Regions from separate parts of the Mus musculus genome. Here all the other regions are linked to region 1. Evidence: chromatin loops called from intact Hi-C (ENCODE). Cell type or tissue: heart. All regions are shown on one strand.

Region 1 (4,000 bases):
GAAATGGTAGTAGTAGTAGTAATAGTAGTAGTATTAGTAGTAATTTCAAAGACTAATTCTTCATTAAGAAAATTCTTCAACCATATTCATAATCACATTTTTCCTAAGCATAGCTTAAGTTTAAAAGCTAATTAAAAAAAAAACAAAACTTGAGTATTTATAGTTAGGACTACATTGTTTTTTAGTGTCAGAGCACAGAATTGCTGAGGGGAGACCTGGCTGTCTAAAAACCAGTTCAAAGCGAAGGCAAAGTTCAACAGCTTCCAGACACTTGGTCAACACGCATACTGCTCCCCTGGCTGTCTCTGCTGTGCCTACGGTGGCGAATACCAACACGGAGCATGCACGGGGGCAAGGGTTGCTCAGTACTGCTTCAGCTCACTCTCAGGACCAGCAGAAAGGGTTCATCAGTAAACACTGAGGAGAAGACACTAACAAAAGCCAGAAAAAATATAACTCTAGTAGTCTACAAGAACTTTTAAGAGTTGGCATCTGCCATACGGAACCAAAGGCTGACGCTTTAACTGTTCATCTCTACTACACTTCAAGTTCCCACACTTGTGAAGTCGTAACTCTCTTATTAAAGGGATGAATTTGAGACTTTTTTTTTCTGACATACAAAACTGGTATTTGATCATAATTTAAGCTTAAGATAGATAGGCCTTCCTAAATGTCTGGTTATTTGCCCCAATAATCTTATTAAAACACCGATTTTTCTTTAATTATTGTGTAATTGCTACACAATTCAAAAATAGTAATCAAATAATAGTTTTTCTACATTGTAAAACTGTTTTCTATGAATCCCTACTTCTATTTGTAAGGTCTCCATCTAAGATAAATTTGTTCTTAACAAATGATTTCCAAGAGGCTCGAGCACACACACACACACACACACACACACACACACACACACGGGGATGCCTGGAGACATTCTGGTTGTACTGAGGATGTTAGCAGTTAGCAGAAGATGGGGGCACCACTATCATGGAACTGATAAGAGGCCAAAGAGGTAGGGATGGCTGTCAGCTCAGGACAGCTTCTCACAAGAATTGCCCAGCCTGAAAGGTCAATAGTGTCTCTACTGGGAAACAAAGTTCTAAACTGAAAGAAGCAAACTTGCAGACAGCTGACAACTTCAAAAGCCAATTACAGAGTCAGTCAATGTCTGCTAAGCTTTGTCATTATCTTAGAACACAGACATGCTTTTCATACTATCAAAACACATTAAAATGATTGGATTATTAATCATGATTTCATTAGGTGGTAACACATATGGAAAGCATAAGAACTTTCACTACCCAAGCAATTAGATTCATCTTTCAAAACTACCCTTTCAGGAGACAGAAAAGAAATGAGGTAGTTATTCTCTTGAAAGTCTTCTATTGTACTTTAAACTTTCCGAGACAAACATCAATTATGTCTAGCCAACTCTCTGGAGAAAGTTAAAAATAATGGAAAGGGAAAGAGAACTACACAATACCATTCCGTACAATCTCAGTCCAAGGCACATTCAAATTCTGAAATTTACCTGGCAAAAGGACCGGCTCCAGCTTTTTAATCTTCGGTTCGGAACTGATCTTATCGTCAGTCTGAAATACAGGAACAAAATAAAGCAAAATCCAAACACCGCCCTGTCACAAGATACTAAGGCAGATTTTCTAAGTGATGACACATGCAACAGACATATATCCCCTACTAAAAACTCTTTCAGGTCCAAATAGAGATCGTTTTAAGATCTTCTCGTCGACTTGAGAGCCTCACAATAAACATATTTACAACAGCCCAAGCCGCTTTCAAGAATTCACAGCTATGAGACAGGTAAGCTCTGCGAGGTGTCCACAGCGCTGCAACCATCTGGCAGTCACCGCAGGGTCGGTGCCCAGCCCCGAAGGAAGGAAAGAAATGCAGCTCCGGACGGTTCTACGATCTCGTCACACGGCAGGACTAGGGACCGCAGGACTTCGGCCAGAGAATGGCCGCCGCCGCGGAGCGCTACAAGTTTCTACTGCGCCCGTGGCTCCCGGGAGGCGCGCTTGCCGGCGACTCGTCTGGGTCCCGAGCCCCCCGCCGGGTCGCGAGCGCTTACCTGGGCCGGCGGCAGGAGGTAGGACCTGAAGCTGGGTCTGGGCGGCTTGAGAGAGAACATGGTGCCGCCGCCTGTGCGCCCCGGCCCTATGGCCGGTCAGAAGTCTCCCGGTTCAGCGTTCCCGGTGCAGCTGCCCAGGCCGGGTCTGCGGCCCGCCCCGCCGGGCGGACTGACGGGCGGGGACGGACCAGGCCGAGCGCCCGCCCGAAATAGGCGGAGCCTGGTGGAGCCACGCCCATCCCCGGAAGCGACTCGCGCGGAGCTGCAGTCAAAGCTTTCAGTCTCTAGGCGGTACTGTCACGGAGCGCGACGCTGGAGTGGGGCGCCACGGGGACCCGAGAGGCCATCTTGAGAGCGCGCTTCTACGGAGGCCCGCAGGGGTCACGGAGGATTTCACAGGCCTACTGCGACTCACGAGGGTCATGCCGGCTTCGCGAAGCTGCAATGGCCTGTGGTGGTCAGTGTGCACGGTAGCTGCTGTTCCAGGACCCGAGTCCTCCGGCATCTGCGATGGCTGCTATATTAAAGGAGGGAAGACTTTTCTTTCACCTCTTGCTACCAATTGATTTAACCACTGGTTTCCTTGAGGTTCTGAGGCTTGGCTTGTGCTGAGTGCCTGGGACAGATGATACTGGCTGGCAAACCAGAACCCCCAGTTTAGTTTTCTGATTTTATTCTTCTCGTTAAACTTTAAGTGAAAAGGGATATTAAGCAAGTTGTCTCCCCACGCCCCTTTCCATCCTCATTTATAAAGATGCTATTCAACAGGTAAGTTAACAGAATTCCAGGGAGAGAAGACCCCATCGCTGGTGGGAACCAAACACTGTTAAATTTCAAACCCTGGGACTAATAGGTCAGGTGCCTGTTTAACATATAGCATACCTGGCTTCCAGGTTCTCTCAGCATCCCTTAGTCCCTAGCTTTTATGGGACCTGTTATGGTTAGCATACCCAACCCTCTACCCAGGGACTCTCCAACCCAGGGACTGGGCTGCCCTTCCCCAGAGGCTCTTCTCTATAAAATCCAGTCATTTTGGTTATTTAATGACTGATCTCTTTCACCTTTTGCCCTCTTGGCTGCTACACCTTCTTCCTCTCTCTCCTCTCCCCCTTCCTGCCCTGCTCTCCTCACATGGCTCATGGTCAAGTCTACTCTGAACTCTCCCAGATTTCTCTGCCTCTGGCTATGATCTCCCTTTTATCTACAAAAAACTTTCTCCTCCACCATACCAAAGAGTAGTCATGTCCTTTCTTTTCTTTCCCTTTTCCCTTCATTCATACAGTAGGTTGTGGAAATGAGAATCTGCCACTTAGCTGCAAAGGGCTGTCCAACTTCAGCACAGCATAGGGTATGTCTAGATTTGTTGTGCCTCTGAACTGAAGTAGACTTTGGTGGGAGGGGGCCAGTGGTATTCCATGCCCCTATACTTTGAAAAATAGTGGTCCAAACTCAACATTTTATCATGAATGTCAGAGGGAAACTGACGTGAGCCCCAGAAATCACAGTCATCATGCAGACAAGTGCACTGACATCACTAATACTGTGTGTTCTTCAGCTTGTCCTGGAGTCAGAGCCCTGAATCTTTCTAGCTTATCTGTTTATAACACTTGACTGTATTTTGACATGTAAATTCAGTTGAACTACTCATGAAAAAACACTGGTACATATTTAACTTTTATGACGATTCTGTTACTTTTCTACCTTAAATGGATGTATTCCCTAAAAGTCTTCAAACACTTGTGCTCTTTTGGGGGGAGGGGGTGTTGTCCATATTTTCTTAGAATCTGCATCTTTTATGCATGTCAGCAAAAAAAACTGAAAAATGGGGGAACTCCAGATTTGTTATCTTTCTGGATAATTTTAAAATACCATATTCTGCATATCTAGTTGTACTAGTCCACTTAGGCACTTGGG
Region 2 (4,000 bases), 350 kb after region 1:
CTAAGACAGGCCGACTCTGACGCCGCACGCGGACCCTCCTTACTGGAGCCCCCCATGCGCTCACCCTCCAGTGCCCGGCCAGGCGGACGCGGAGCCGCGCGGGTGACGGCAGAAGCGGCTACGCGCCCAGCCTAGCCCAGCCCAGCCCAGCCGGAGAAGAGGGCGCGCCGCGCCCCCGCCCCCCGCCGCTCCCGGAGGCCGTGGGTGCGGATGCGCCGCTGACGACTCCTGCGAGAGCACCGCGCGCCCTAGCCCGCAGCATGGCAGCCGCCGCCTATGTGGACCACTTTGCCGCCGAGTGCCTCGTGTCCATGTCCAGCCGCGCAGTCGTGCACGAGCCGCGGGAAGGACCTGAACCCCGGCCCGAGGGCGCGGCCGCCGCCGCCCCCACACTGCCCCGCGTTGACGAGCGCCGCGACGGCAAGGACAGCGCCTCGCTTTTCGTGGTGGCTCGGATCCTAGCGGACCTCAACCAGCAGGCGCCGGCGCCCGCCCCCGCGGAACGCAGAGAAGGGGCCGCTGCGCGCAAGGCGAGGACCCCCTGCCGCCTGCCGCCTGCGCCCCCTGCGCCGCCACCCGGCCCAGAGCCCGCCTCCCCGGGACAAGCAGGCGCGCCGGCCGCGCCCCCCAGCCCCGCGTGGAGCGAGCCGGAGGCGGCATTGGAGCAGGAGCCCGGCCCCGCGGGGAGCGGCGAGCCTGGCCTCAGACAAAGGGGTCGGCGAGGCCGGAGCCGCGCGGACCTCGAGTCCCCGCAGAGGAAGCACAAGTGCCACTACGCGGGCTGCGAGAAAGTTTACGGGAAATCTTCGCACCTCAAGGCGCACCTGAGAACTCACACAGGTCAGTGGGGCGGCGGGGACGCCGCGAACGCGCGGACTAGGGACTGCTTGGGACCGGCCACGCCCCCAGAGCTTCGGGCCCAGCGCTAGAGGGGGCCGGGGCCGAGGGCGGGGAGCCATGAGCTGAGGGCGATCGCAGCCGCGCCCCTGTCCTGGCGCTCTGGCCTCGCGTGACGCTGGCCGTGGCGCTTGGAGCCGGCGCCCTCTCGGCGACCGCGCCCCCATCGGGCACGCCCCCTCCCAGGCTCTTGGGGCGGGGCCGCGGGGGTAGATGTCGTCATCCGGGCTGCGGGCGGCGCGGGCAGGTGCGCTAGAGGTGGTTGGGGGGGGGGGCAGGCGGCGCTCCCTTTTGGGGCGTAGGTGCTCGGGGAGCTGGAGTCTCGCCACCCCTCTTCCCAGGCCTCCGGGCGGGCTCTGGCGAGGGAGGGGCCGGCTGGGGCGGGCGAAGTTCACGCGGGGACAGGGCTCCCTTCAGCCACTCGGCACATTCTTCGTTCTCTTCTTCCTGTAATTTTTCCAGGGCTCTAAGGTTTAATTTGTCGCAACCCGACCCAGCGGCGGCGCTGGCCGACGCGGGGGGCGGTCCCAGTCCTCGCTCCCTACCCCACGGCTCTTTGTGGGAGCCCCAGCCCATCCGGCCGGCGGGGGCGCGCCCGGCCGCAGGGGGCTGCGCTTGCTCTAGGAAGGCGCGCTCCGTTCACTGACCTTTCTGATCCAACTCTCACTTGCTCTTGGGCTGTGTGCAGGCAGGTGGCACCTGTACCAGGGCGGCCGGCCTGAGCCTGAAACCTGGGATGGCGTGAGGTCACTCGCCTCTCTGGTTTCCGGGGACCGCTTCGCAGCTCGACTCTTGGTAGTTGATGTCGAAGTCCGACTTCCCCCCTCCATTTTTGGTGTTAACACAAACATTTAGGGTTGGTTGGGGTTTTTTTGTTGTTGTTTTTTCCTTTTTTGAGCTCACAGAAACTCTTTCGTAACAGTTAACTCTCAAGTTCACTGCAAAAAATACTTAATTCCGTTACTTTGTTACCGGGGTCTGTTCTTTTCGTTGTTGTTGTTGCTAACAGTTAAGTGACCGACCGAGAAGCTCTAGACATGCAAGTCGTGGAGACTAGAGCTCAAGGCCCGTGTGTTCATAATGGAACGAGCCGGAGCTCTAGGCCAGGGAGGTGTCAGAACTTTCTCTATAGAGGCCGGGGGTTGGGGGGGGGGTCCTCAGCCCTTATCTGTGGTCCCTCAAACCACGTGGCAGGTGATGGGATTGAGTGAAGACTGTCATCTCCCGGCATTCGGAGTCGAAATTAATGGTCTGTGAGCCCAGAAGGTGGGTGGGGTTTGTGTAGGGTTCCCAGTTCTGCTCGGGAAAGCCGCTGCTGGGGTGGGTGTGGCCATGGGGGAGGAGCAGAGAGCTTGGTTCAGAACTTGATGGACCAAGAGTGCTGAGTTGGGGCGGGGGTGTTCGGCGAACTATCGAATTGAGAAATCTTGGTGCAGAATATTTCACCGTGGTTTCCCACTTGCAGCACCCGGTAGCCGATCTGGTGAAATGCAGAGGGCTTGCCTGAGGGGAGGGGCTGGATGTCGTGGGCGGGTTGGGTCCAAGATGTTTTTCCTTTTTGGCTCGCTCCTCCTTTCAGTCTCAGTTGGCGTTTAGAAAACGTTTGGGGGCGCTGGGGACCGCATCTTCCGTAATGGAAAGGGAGCCATTCTCTTCGGAGCGCCAGGAAACTCAGAGCAGGTAGAAAGAATAGAGTCGGCCTTCTTTTTAGTGCCAATAGTGTGCTATTCGGTTTGTTTTAAGAGTAGGTAATCGGAGCCGCTCTCCATATGTGCCGAGGGAGGGAGGCTGCACCTCTGGGGTTGTAAGGTTCCAGGCCCTCTTGAGAGCGGGGTTAGGGAGGCCTGTAGATGTCTAGGCTGCATCTTATTTGGTACCCAGGTGAGTCTGATGATGAGAGTTGCCCATTTCAGATGCCTGCTCCTGGGTGGAGTCTGGTTCTGCCTCTAATCCGGGAAGCCCTGGGAAGCCATTGCTAGACCTTGAAGCGCTTAAGTAACTCATGTTCTTAAGAGACAGGGTGTTTCTTGGGCACAGAAAGGATTCAGCAAGATGGTCCCAGGGAGTGACTTAATCTTCTCAGGACTTCCGAGTAGGCTCTGGCTCTGGGGCGGTTTGGTTTGTGGATCTTACTTAGTAGGGTACTGGCTGACTGATGCCTTGCCACATCTGCTCCACCCGAATACCCCCCTCGAGAATAATAGTGGCAGGAGTGATAATTTTCACCGCTTTAGCTAAAGGTAGCCGGCAATTTTCCCAAGCCTCGCTGTGGTTTGGTGGCTTGTGCCTGGCCACTTGGAAAGCTGGGATGTTTAGTGCCTTTCGGAAGACCAAGGGTCCCTAGCAAAGGGTTTCCTCTGGTATGGATGTCCTTTGCAAAGAGCTGCCCCTCCTGCTTAGCTACAAGGTGATGACCCCTCCCTCCCTAGTAGTCTCTTGGACCATTGCCTACATTTCTGTAGTCAGTGTTAGAGCAAATGAATAGAACAAAGAAACGCAACAACCCAGGCCACTTGTTTACTTAATTGGAACCTCTCAGCCCATATTTGGGGAGTTTGGTGACCTTACTTTTGGAGGAGCACGTTGCTTTGGAGGCTGGGGGGTTCAAGGTGGGAATATGAAAATTTTCAGAAGGTCTACTTCTTTGAGCAGCAAACTCCCCTACCCCACCCCAATCTGGATATTCCTGCATGGCCGGTAGGCCTGCGGTGGAATGGTGGTGGGTCACTCAGTTTTCAGATACCCTGAATAGATTCCTCCTCTCTCCTTATTTCCATAAAGAATTGTCTTCAAAGCTGTTTTGCTCTGCTATCCTTCTAGCACCTAGAACCGAAATATTTCCTTGACTGCTGCCTGGGTCAGGCTGCATTGTGGCTCTCAGGGCACCCTGAGGAAGGTAAGCACAGTGAGGCATAGTCTCTCCCGGCAGCCAGGAGTGAGGTTTGTGGGCGCCTGCTCTTGTTTGGGACAGGGACAGGGGCTGGGAAGTAGAATGAAGAAACCTGTAGTAGAAACCTGTGGCAGTTTCCTGCATTCATTTCTGAGGGTTAGCCTGCAAATTTCTCCTTCCCCACTAAGCAGGAATTTGATTCTTCATGGGATT
Region 3 (4,000 bases), 430 kb after region 1:
TCAGGGGCCCGCCATCACATCAGGGGAACCCACTAAGCCAAGGGACGGGGCTGTGCAGGAGATGTAATAGACCATATGAACTGTCTGCTGTTTGAAGGCATGGTGGAAGAGGCAGCCAAACCTAGCCAGCTGTTGACCTTTTGGTACTGTGAAAGGAGTGGTGGGTATCTGGGAGATGCTCTGTCTGTGGGTCTGTCCCTCAGTGTTCATCCATGCTCATTTACAGTACCTTGTTCCAGGGCTTTGGGGCCTTTGTCGCTTCTAGATCTCTCTAAACACCTTGGTTTTTGAGCCGCAGCACCACAACCACAGCCTGCGAAGAGTGTGTGTTGGTGTTAGAACAGGACCATTGGCCCTGGAGAGTCTAAGTAGGAGGCTAAGGCTGCCTGTGGCTTACAAATAAGAGGCGGTGGGCAGGCAGGTACCATTTCCAGTTTTCCTATCCAGGCAGCCCCAGGCATTCCTGGGCTGGAAGAGCTGGCAGCCCTGGCAGCTGGGTGCCATCCATATGGTTCCCTTTGATCTACTCCAAGGACTGGTGATGTCACCAGGTGGCTTTTCATTGAAGATGGCACCAACAGCTCATCCTTGCCTGGGTAGTCAACCCTGGCTATGGAGGTCCTCACCCTGTTTTTCTTTAGAGAGTGCCACTAGTCACCTCAGGCGATCAGGAACAGATGCAACTATAAGAAGCCCCAGCTAGGCTGTGTGTGTGTGTGTCCACCCCCTTCGGAACTGAACTCACCTGAAAACAAGGGCTCCTCTGCTCCAAAGGATTTAGTGGGCGTGGAGTCTGCCTTTCAACATTGCCAAACCACCGCATAATCCCCTCAGATTCCCACAGCCATCAGGCCCACGCAGGGGCCCGGTGATACCTTGACACCCACTGCTCCAGGCCCAGGCCTGTTTCTTTCATTCCTAGAGGAGGTCCGGGGGCGCTGGAACCTGTGCTGCCTTCCAGCGCTGGGTGTGCCCTGAGTCAGAGCTGGCTCACACTGGGTGGGTAGAAGCACCAGAATGCTGTCCTTGGAGGGGCACAGGAGCACTAGCCACTGGGAGGCAGGTTCTGTAACTCAGGGGCTTTGTGTCCACAGGGACCACGAGGAGGGGCTGAGAGCCTGTCACACTGGGCTTCACATCTCCCTGCCTTATGCTCTCACAGGCCCTTCGACTCTATGCAGTCAAGCCTCTGTAGTCTCCTTTGAACTGAGACTATGTCCTTCATTCAGGGGATCTACAGTGAGCTGCCTAAGGTGGGGGTGAATCAGATCTCCAGGATAGCATCCTTGATGCTGGGGGAATCACAGAAGCAGACATCAAGAGGTTCAGGACCAAGAGGGAACCCAGAACCCTTAATTTTAGAGCCTGCCAGACATGGGTCCTACTCTCTCCTTCCAACCCCTCCTCCTCCTCTCTGCTTGAGCCTTCATGAGGCTCAGCCTTTGGGCTTTGCTACTTCCAAGGACTTCAGGAATCCAGGGAGTGCAGGCATCCAGGCTGGGGGTGGGGGATGGGAAAAAGGCCCACCTTCACTTTCAGGCCTGCATTTTACCTGGGGATGGCTGAGAAGTGCATGCACATGTGTGTTCACGTGTGTATGTAAGACAGGAGACATTGCCTTCTACCTTGTTTGAAGCAGGATCTCTGTTGTTCGCTCTCCATACAGCATACCAGGCTAGTCTGCCCAGGGACTGCTTGAGAGTCTGCCTGTCATCTCTCTGGGGGGCGGGGCTTGAGGATTGCAGATGCGGTCTGGGGTCCTCTTGTATGAATGGGAACATTCTACCCACAGAGACATCTCCCAGCATTCCCCTCTGTTTTAGACAAGATGGCCTGACACGATCTTCCTATCTCATCTAGTTCTGCAGTAAGGAATCATACAAATGTGTACCGTCGTGACTAGCTTTGATTTTAGCCCATTGTGGATTTGGGGTCTTCTGATTCGGGATGCTCACCGTGAACTTTCTAGTCCGATAGAACCATGGTGAATGGTGCTAAAGATGCATCGCATCTTCTTCTGCTATAGCAGAGGGGGGGGATGAATGGCCGACCCAGACTCCCTGCCTAGCACCTACAGGGCAGTGTGACATGGCCATCATTTAAGTGACACCATTAGGTGACTTGTCCAAAGGAGATACTGTGCCAGCTCCCAAGGGCAATTAAACCCCACCTCTTCTGACCTGCAGAGTTTTGCTCTTTTCACTATTGTCCACTGGGTCTGTCTGCTGCCCCCTGCTGGGTGGCACAGTCATGTTGGTGAGGAGCACAAACCTTCTAGCCAGTTGATGCATCCAGATCAAAAAATCTTTCCACACAACAAAAAAATTTAAAAATTGGGCCTGCTTGCCTTGAAGCAGGGATCCCGTGGCGGCTCTGCAGGAACTACCTGCAAGAAGGCGGAGCCAGGCACAGAGGCTCAGAGATGGAGGGCTCACCATGCTAATGGATGCCCTTGCTCTGGGTAGCCCTAGCCTTCCACATGGTAAGGTTGAGCCTCCTCACACCTAGGAGCTGCAGTCAATGGGAATGTCCCAGCAGCTCCAGGCAGAAGCAGTTTCACCCACAGGCAGCTGGTGTCAGGATTGCCTACCCGAGGATGGCAGCTGCCTAATTCCAGAGGCAGGGCCCTGGTCCACCTCTCAGCAGAATGTTCAGACCCATGTGGGGACGGGGATTTCTAGAAGACTCCAAGGGTTCTTCGGGCTCTGGGAAATGTGGTCTGCCTAGAGGTAGGTGTGTTCCTCTTTTTATTTTATTTTATTTTATTTTATTTTATTTTTTCACTTTATATCCCACTCACTGCCACCTCTCCTGGTTCCTCCCTCCTACAGTCTTTTCCTCTATCCCTCCCCTTCTCTGATAGGAGTCCCCCCACCCCAAAGTCTCTGCAGTGCTAGGTTCATCCTCTCCCACTGAGCATCATCCTCTCCCACTGAGGCCAGACAAGGCAGCCTGTGTAGAAGAACATATTCCACAGACAGGCAACGGTTTTTGGCATATCCCCCCCACCCCCCGCTCCTGTTGTTCGTGTCCCTCATGAAGACCAAGCAAGCTGCACATCTGGTACATATGTACAGGGAGGTCTAGGTCCAGCTCCTCTATGCTCTTTGGTTGGTGGTTCAATCTATGAGAGCTCCAAGGGTCCAGAGCTGTTGGACTCTGTTGCACTCTTCCTGAAGAGTTCCTGTCCCCTTCGGGACACTCAATCCTTCCCCCTACTCTCCCATAATAGTTCTCAAGCTCCAGCCACTGTTTAGCTGTGTGTGGAGCATCTGTCTGAGTCAGCTGCTGAGTGGAACCTCTCAGAGAACAGCCATGCTAGATTCCTGTCTTTGAGCATAACAGAGTATCATTAGTAGTGTCAGGGATTGGTGCTTGCCCATGGAATGGGTCTGGAGTTGAGCCAGTAACTTGTACAACCACTTTGGACATCAATTTGGTGTTTTCTCAGAAAATTAGGAATACCTCAAGACCCAGCTATACCACTCCTGGGCATATACCCAGAAGATGCTCCAACATCTCACAAAGAAACTTGCTCTATAGCAGCTTTACTTAAAATAGCCAGCAACTAGAAACAACCTAGATGCCCCTCAATGGAAGAATGGTAGAGAAAATGTGGTACATCTACATAATGCAATACTATTCAGCTATTAAAAAACAAAGACATCATGCATTTCACAGGCAAATGATGGAACATCTTCCTTTGGAGAGATAGCTCAGGGGTTAAGAACACCTGGTCTTCTGCTTATTGCTTTTGGGGGTACTAAGCACACGTGTGGTCCATAGGCATACCTATGTATATATACATGTATGTATGCGTGCATGTCTGAATGTGCATATACATGCAGGCAAACAACTCATACACATAAAACAAAAATTGAAAAGAAACAAATAAGTTTTTGAAATTTTTTTTTATTTATTAACTTTTTGAAGGGTGGGACGTGTGCATGCCACAGAACACAGATAAAGGTCAGAGGACGACTTTTGGGAGTCTGTTTTC
Region 4 (4,000 bases), 87 kb before region 1:
ACTGAATCAAAGACCATGGAGAAACAGTTTACGGGCTTGTTCTCTCTGGCTTTCCCATCTTTCACATACAACACAGCACTATTTCCTAAGGGGTTGTACCGCCCATAGTGGGCCAGGCTTTGCCTTTGTCGGTCATTGGTCCAGGAAATGTCTCACAGACTTCCCTACAGGAGTCTTTAGAGGCATTTTCTTAACTGAGGTCTTTTTTTCCCCTCAAGTTGACAAAAAATAACCCTTATTTGCTTGATGGGAACTGTTTGAGACTTCATGGTGCTGTGGCAAACTTAATTGGAATGCCTTTCTGGGACCAGAGGTGGCGCATACCCATAATGTCGCCACTCTGAAGATGGAGGCTGGAGGATAAGAAATTCAGGATTTTCCTTAGCTCCATAGTGAGTTAGACACCAGCTTGGATCACACTAGACCCTAGAAGAACAAAAACCAAATAATAGAAAGCGTGTGGGTTTTTGTGGTTGTGAAACAGGCCTGAGCTTCCACACCCTCTCCCTGCACTGGTGCTCTCCACTTTCTCACCGTGTTTCCTGCTATGAGAAGCACCCAGAGCCTGCCGCTTTGCTCATAACCAGCTGTCTGTGTACATAGTGCTTTGACTTCTTGATTTTCTTCTCCCACTACTGTGTCTTCTTTCACAAAACAGCACCTTCATGTGTGTGGCTTACACCTTCCCCTGTAGTTTTGGTTTCTTTAAAAATCCAGTTAGGTTATATGAATATGTTTTTGTTTTAATCCCAGGTGTGGGATACGGGGCTGCTTCAGATTATATACAGCTGTGAAATATTACTGTCTTCTGTTGGGGTTAGGGGGATTTTACCAGTTGCAGATAGTTTACTTCTGGGACTCTGGAGAGGGTCTAAATGCCAGAGCCCGGAGAGAGCCTGTGGTAGCTGCTGCTCCCCATGCTCCTGCCTCTGCTGCTGTTGCATCTGCTATTGCTGAATTGCTGGTTTGCTGGACTGCTGGATACTCTGATGAAGAAGGATGGACGACCCTCAGCAACAGAAAGTAGCCTATAGAAGTCTATGCCTCCTTTCCCCTCTAATATTCTTTCCTACCTAGCGTTAGGGAGGTGGAAGGGAGAAGGGTGGAATAAGAGATGGAACTGAGGTAAAGATATGAGAACCTAATGATGTAATACAACAAATACGCCAACATTTTCCCCTTTGTCCATTACGTTTTCTTCTTTCTTCAGTCCCATTTGCTCCGGCCCAAAGATGTATTTACTGTTACATGTAAGTACACTGTAGCTGTCTGCAGACACCCCCAGAAGAGGGCGTCAGATCTCCTAACAGATGGTTGTGAGCCACCATGTGGTTGCTGGGATTTGAACTCAGGACCTTCAGAAGAGCAGTCAGTGCTCTTAACCGCTGAGCCATCTCTTCAGTCCCAGCCATTATATTTTAACACATGAGTTTGGGGGCCATTCTCTGACTATGGCCCCACTAATAGGACATTTAAAAATCTCCCCAAGTTGGTGTTTGTTTCTGAGACAGAGTCACACTATGCAGCCACAAGAAGCCTTGTAGACCAGGCTGCCCTCCATCTCAGATCCGCCTGCTCCTGCCTCCCAAGTGCTGGCATTAAAGGTGTGTATCACCACGCCCAAAAACATCCTAAATTTTATTCAAAATAGGATTTATCTTTTTCCTCTGAATAAATACTTTTGAGTAATTATCTCATCTCCCCACACTTTAAGGTGTTAGTTTTAGCAGTGATTTAACTATTACATAGTTTGTATTTTTGTGGAAATTTTAACAATTTGCTATACCAGGCTCTTGTATGTGCACATAGTTAGGAACTACATTTTAAGTCTAATCGGACTAGTTTTACCTTTAAAGTATATTAATCATGACCATTTCCTGTCATTATTGACCTGATTTATTTGGTTTTTCTATTTATTTTCTCTCTGTTCATCTAACTTTCTCTGGTCCTTCTTTCATGTCAAGTCAAACTAATCATAAAATATTTATCATGATTAGCGTATCATAGCGTTTCATTAATTTTTAGTTGTGTTAGGAATGCTGGGTGAGATGACGGCATGGCTTTAATCCCAGGACTCTGGAGGCACAGGCAGGATGATCTCTGAGTTAGAGGTGATCCTGGTCTACAGAGTGAGTCTGTAGGTCTACAGAGAAACCTTTACTCAAAAAACAAAACAAAAAGGGATTACCACCACAACGGTTAATGTTCTGCTACCTTAGTGTAAAGCTCTTGAGGTAGTAGAGTACAATCATGTCACAGTTTCCTCAGTCTACACACTCCATTTCTCTTTTGGTCCGCCTTCTGCTCGATCACTCTGTCCTCCACTAGCTGAGCCTTGGAGCGAAGACGCGGGGATCGGCTGGGGATGCCTGTAGCGCCTTGCTCTGGCTGGTCCGGGCTGCGCAGAGCGACTGCCCGCCTTGTGGCCCTTTGAGAGCGACTCAGCCTGTTCCGCTGCAGTGAGTTCAGGGGAGTCTGAGCGAGTCAGCGTCCTCTTTTTAAGACAAACGGTTCTTAGAAAGGCCCTGAAAGTAAGTGCAGCTTGGTCCTTCCGAAGCGAGGGACACAGAGCATGCGCGGAGCTGCAGGTCCGCTCCGATCTGTATCCACTTCAGGGTTCTCGTTCCAGAAGTTGCCATTCTACGTTTCAGTTGTCGGCCGACCCCGTAAATGTATAAAAATATTTTTAACTCATGTATTTTATTTTGTAGGAAGAAGTTGAACGAATAACGACATCAAATGCTATTTCACTTTGTATTAGTTCACGGCGAGAGTAAAAGTAACCCTTTAGGGTCCTTCACCTGGGGTGGCCGCTGTATTAACTGATGAGGAGGTAGCAGGGACCCTTTTTTTTTGTTGTTGTTTTTACTAATTCAAGCCAAGTGAATGAAAGTAAAACATTTCGGTCCTTACCTGAGATGACCTGATTTTCTTCTTGGGTCGCCCACTTTCTCTAATAGTCATGCCGTCACAAAGGAAATCACCTGATCAAAAAAGACCCCGTAGAAGCTTATCTACCAGCAAAACTGCAAAAAGCCAGTGTCATTCGATTACTTCGTATTTTAACAGTGCACCACCTGCTAAACTTGCATGTTCAACTTGTCATAAAATGGTGCCCAGGTATGACCTCATTCGGCACCTTGATGAGTCTTGTGCTAACAACGGTGTTGGTGATGACGTTCAAGTAGAGCCTGCTCAGGCTGGATTAATGAGTCCAACTGTGCCTACATCAGATTTACCCAGTGGTCCTTTAGAGAATGTGACACCTCAGAAATTATCACCACCAAAGAGAAGTTTAATTTCTGTCCAATGTGGTTCAAAACTGGGCATACAACAGCAGACCAGTCCCTACTTTAAAGATGCCTTAGTGTCCAAAGATCAAAATGAGCTTCCAAATCAGAGTGTAGAAATTATGCCTTTGGGAAGTCTGACATCGAAATTGTCCAGACGATACTTAAACGCTAAAAAATCACTCGCTAAGAATGAGGGACTAGCCAGTCAGTGCCCACAGACTTCTCCGTCCACACCTGGCACCAGCCTGACTGATAACTGTCCAGAGATGGAAGACAAAGATGAGGTTTTGAACAGTTCCCAAAAGGAAAACATTTATTCATGTGCACCTCTAAAAGAAGAGAATGCTTCAGAACAGAAGGTAAAGAACAATAAAATAACGGGAGATGAAAGCCAGAAAGCTTCCTGCGGGGAGCCAGCCCTCACCCCTGCATCTGCAGAGCATGCTTCCATATTACTGTCCTCAGATTCAACTCTCGTCAGTAACACGAAATCCTCTCCGGGAGACACTCTTGTAAAGCAAGAAAGTGCCAGAAGGGCAGATGTAGGGCTTGCTGAGCCGCTCGAGGTGCGCAGTCACAAAGAAGTACAAATGACTTTCGATGCTGCGGCCAAAACGCTGGTGTCTGGGGAGGCAGAATCAAATGGTCCTACCGATGTTGACATGTCTGACATGACTACGTGGAGTAACAACCAAGAGCTTGTCAGG

What was found. Peaks named below come from ENCODE experiments on the same cell type or tissue, not always from the same donor. Only the 100,000 strongest peaks of a DNase experiment are listed, where the experiment ranks them.
Region 2: it touches region 1 in a loop (4-fold over the local background); 7 of 42 quality-filtered maps call a loop at or near these places.
Region 3: a loop joins it to region 1, with 2.0 times the contacts of the local background. A loop is called at or near these places in 4 of 42 quality-filtered maps.
Region 4: it touches region 1 in a loop (2.8-fold over the local background); 4 of 42 quality-filtered maps call a loop at or near these places.

Annotation. Positions count from the first base shown.
Region 1 is chr7:64,285,928-64,289,927 of GRCm38, reverse strand. Mtmr10 (myotubularin related protein 10) reads right to left here and starts at 2,258. Exons shown (of 16, transcript NM_172742.2): 1 at 2,087-2,258; 2 at 1,529-1,589. The coding sequence starts at 2,146. In heart, a CTCF peak has its summit at 2,376; a DNase peak (open chromatin) is centred at 2,317; H3K4me3 peaks cover 2,230 bases; H3K27ac peaks cover 1,263 bases.
Region 2 is chr7:63,934,807-63,938,806 of GRCm38, reverse strand. It overlaps Klf13 (Kruppel-like factor 13), which reads left to right. Exons shown (of 2, transcript NM_021366.3): 1 at 1-840. The coding sequence starts at 261. Among named protein-coding and RNA genes, the nearest start is that of Klf13, 2.1 kb to the left of the region's middle. In heart, CTCF peaks have their summits at 1,510 and 2,496; DNase peaks (open chromatin) are centred at 1,036, 1,416 and 2,316; H3K4me3 peaks cover 3,382 bases; H3K27ac peaks cover 2,855 bases.
Region 3 is chr7:63,853,722-63,857,721 of GRCm38, reverse strand. No RefSeq gene overlaps it. Among named protein-coding and RNA genes, the nearest start is that of Gm39023, 3.1 kb to the right of the region's middle. In heart, a CTCF peak has its summit at 2,232 (motif pointing left); a DNase peak (open chromatin) is centred at 2,241.
Region 4 is chr7:64,372,466-64,376,465 of GRCm38, reverse strand. Fan1 (FANCD2/FANCI-associated nuclease 1) reads left to right here and starts at 2,410. Exons shown (of 14, transcript NM_177893.4): 1 at 2,410-2,531; 2 at 2,712-4,000. The coding sequence starts at 2,963. In heart, a CTCF peak has its summit at 2,410; a DNase peak (open chromatin) is centred at 2,425; H3K4me3 peaks cover 1,497 bases; H3K27ac peaks cover 1,000 bases.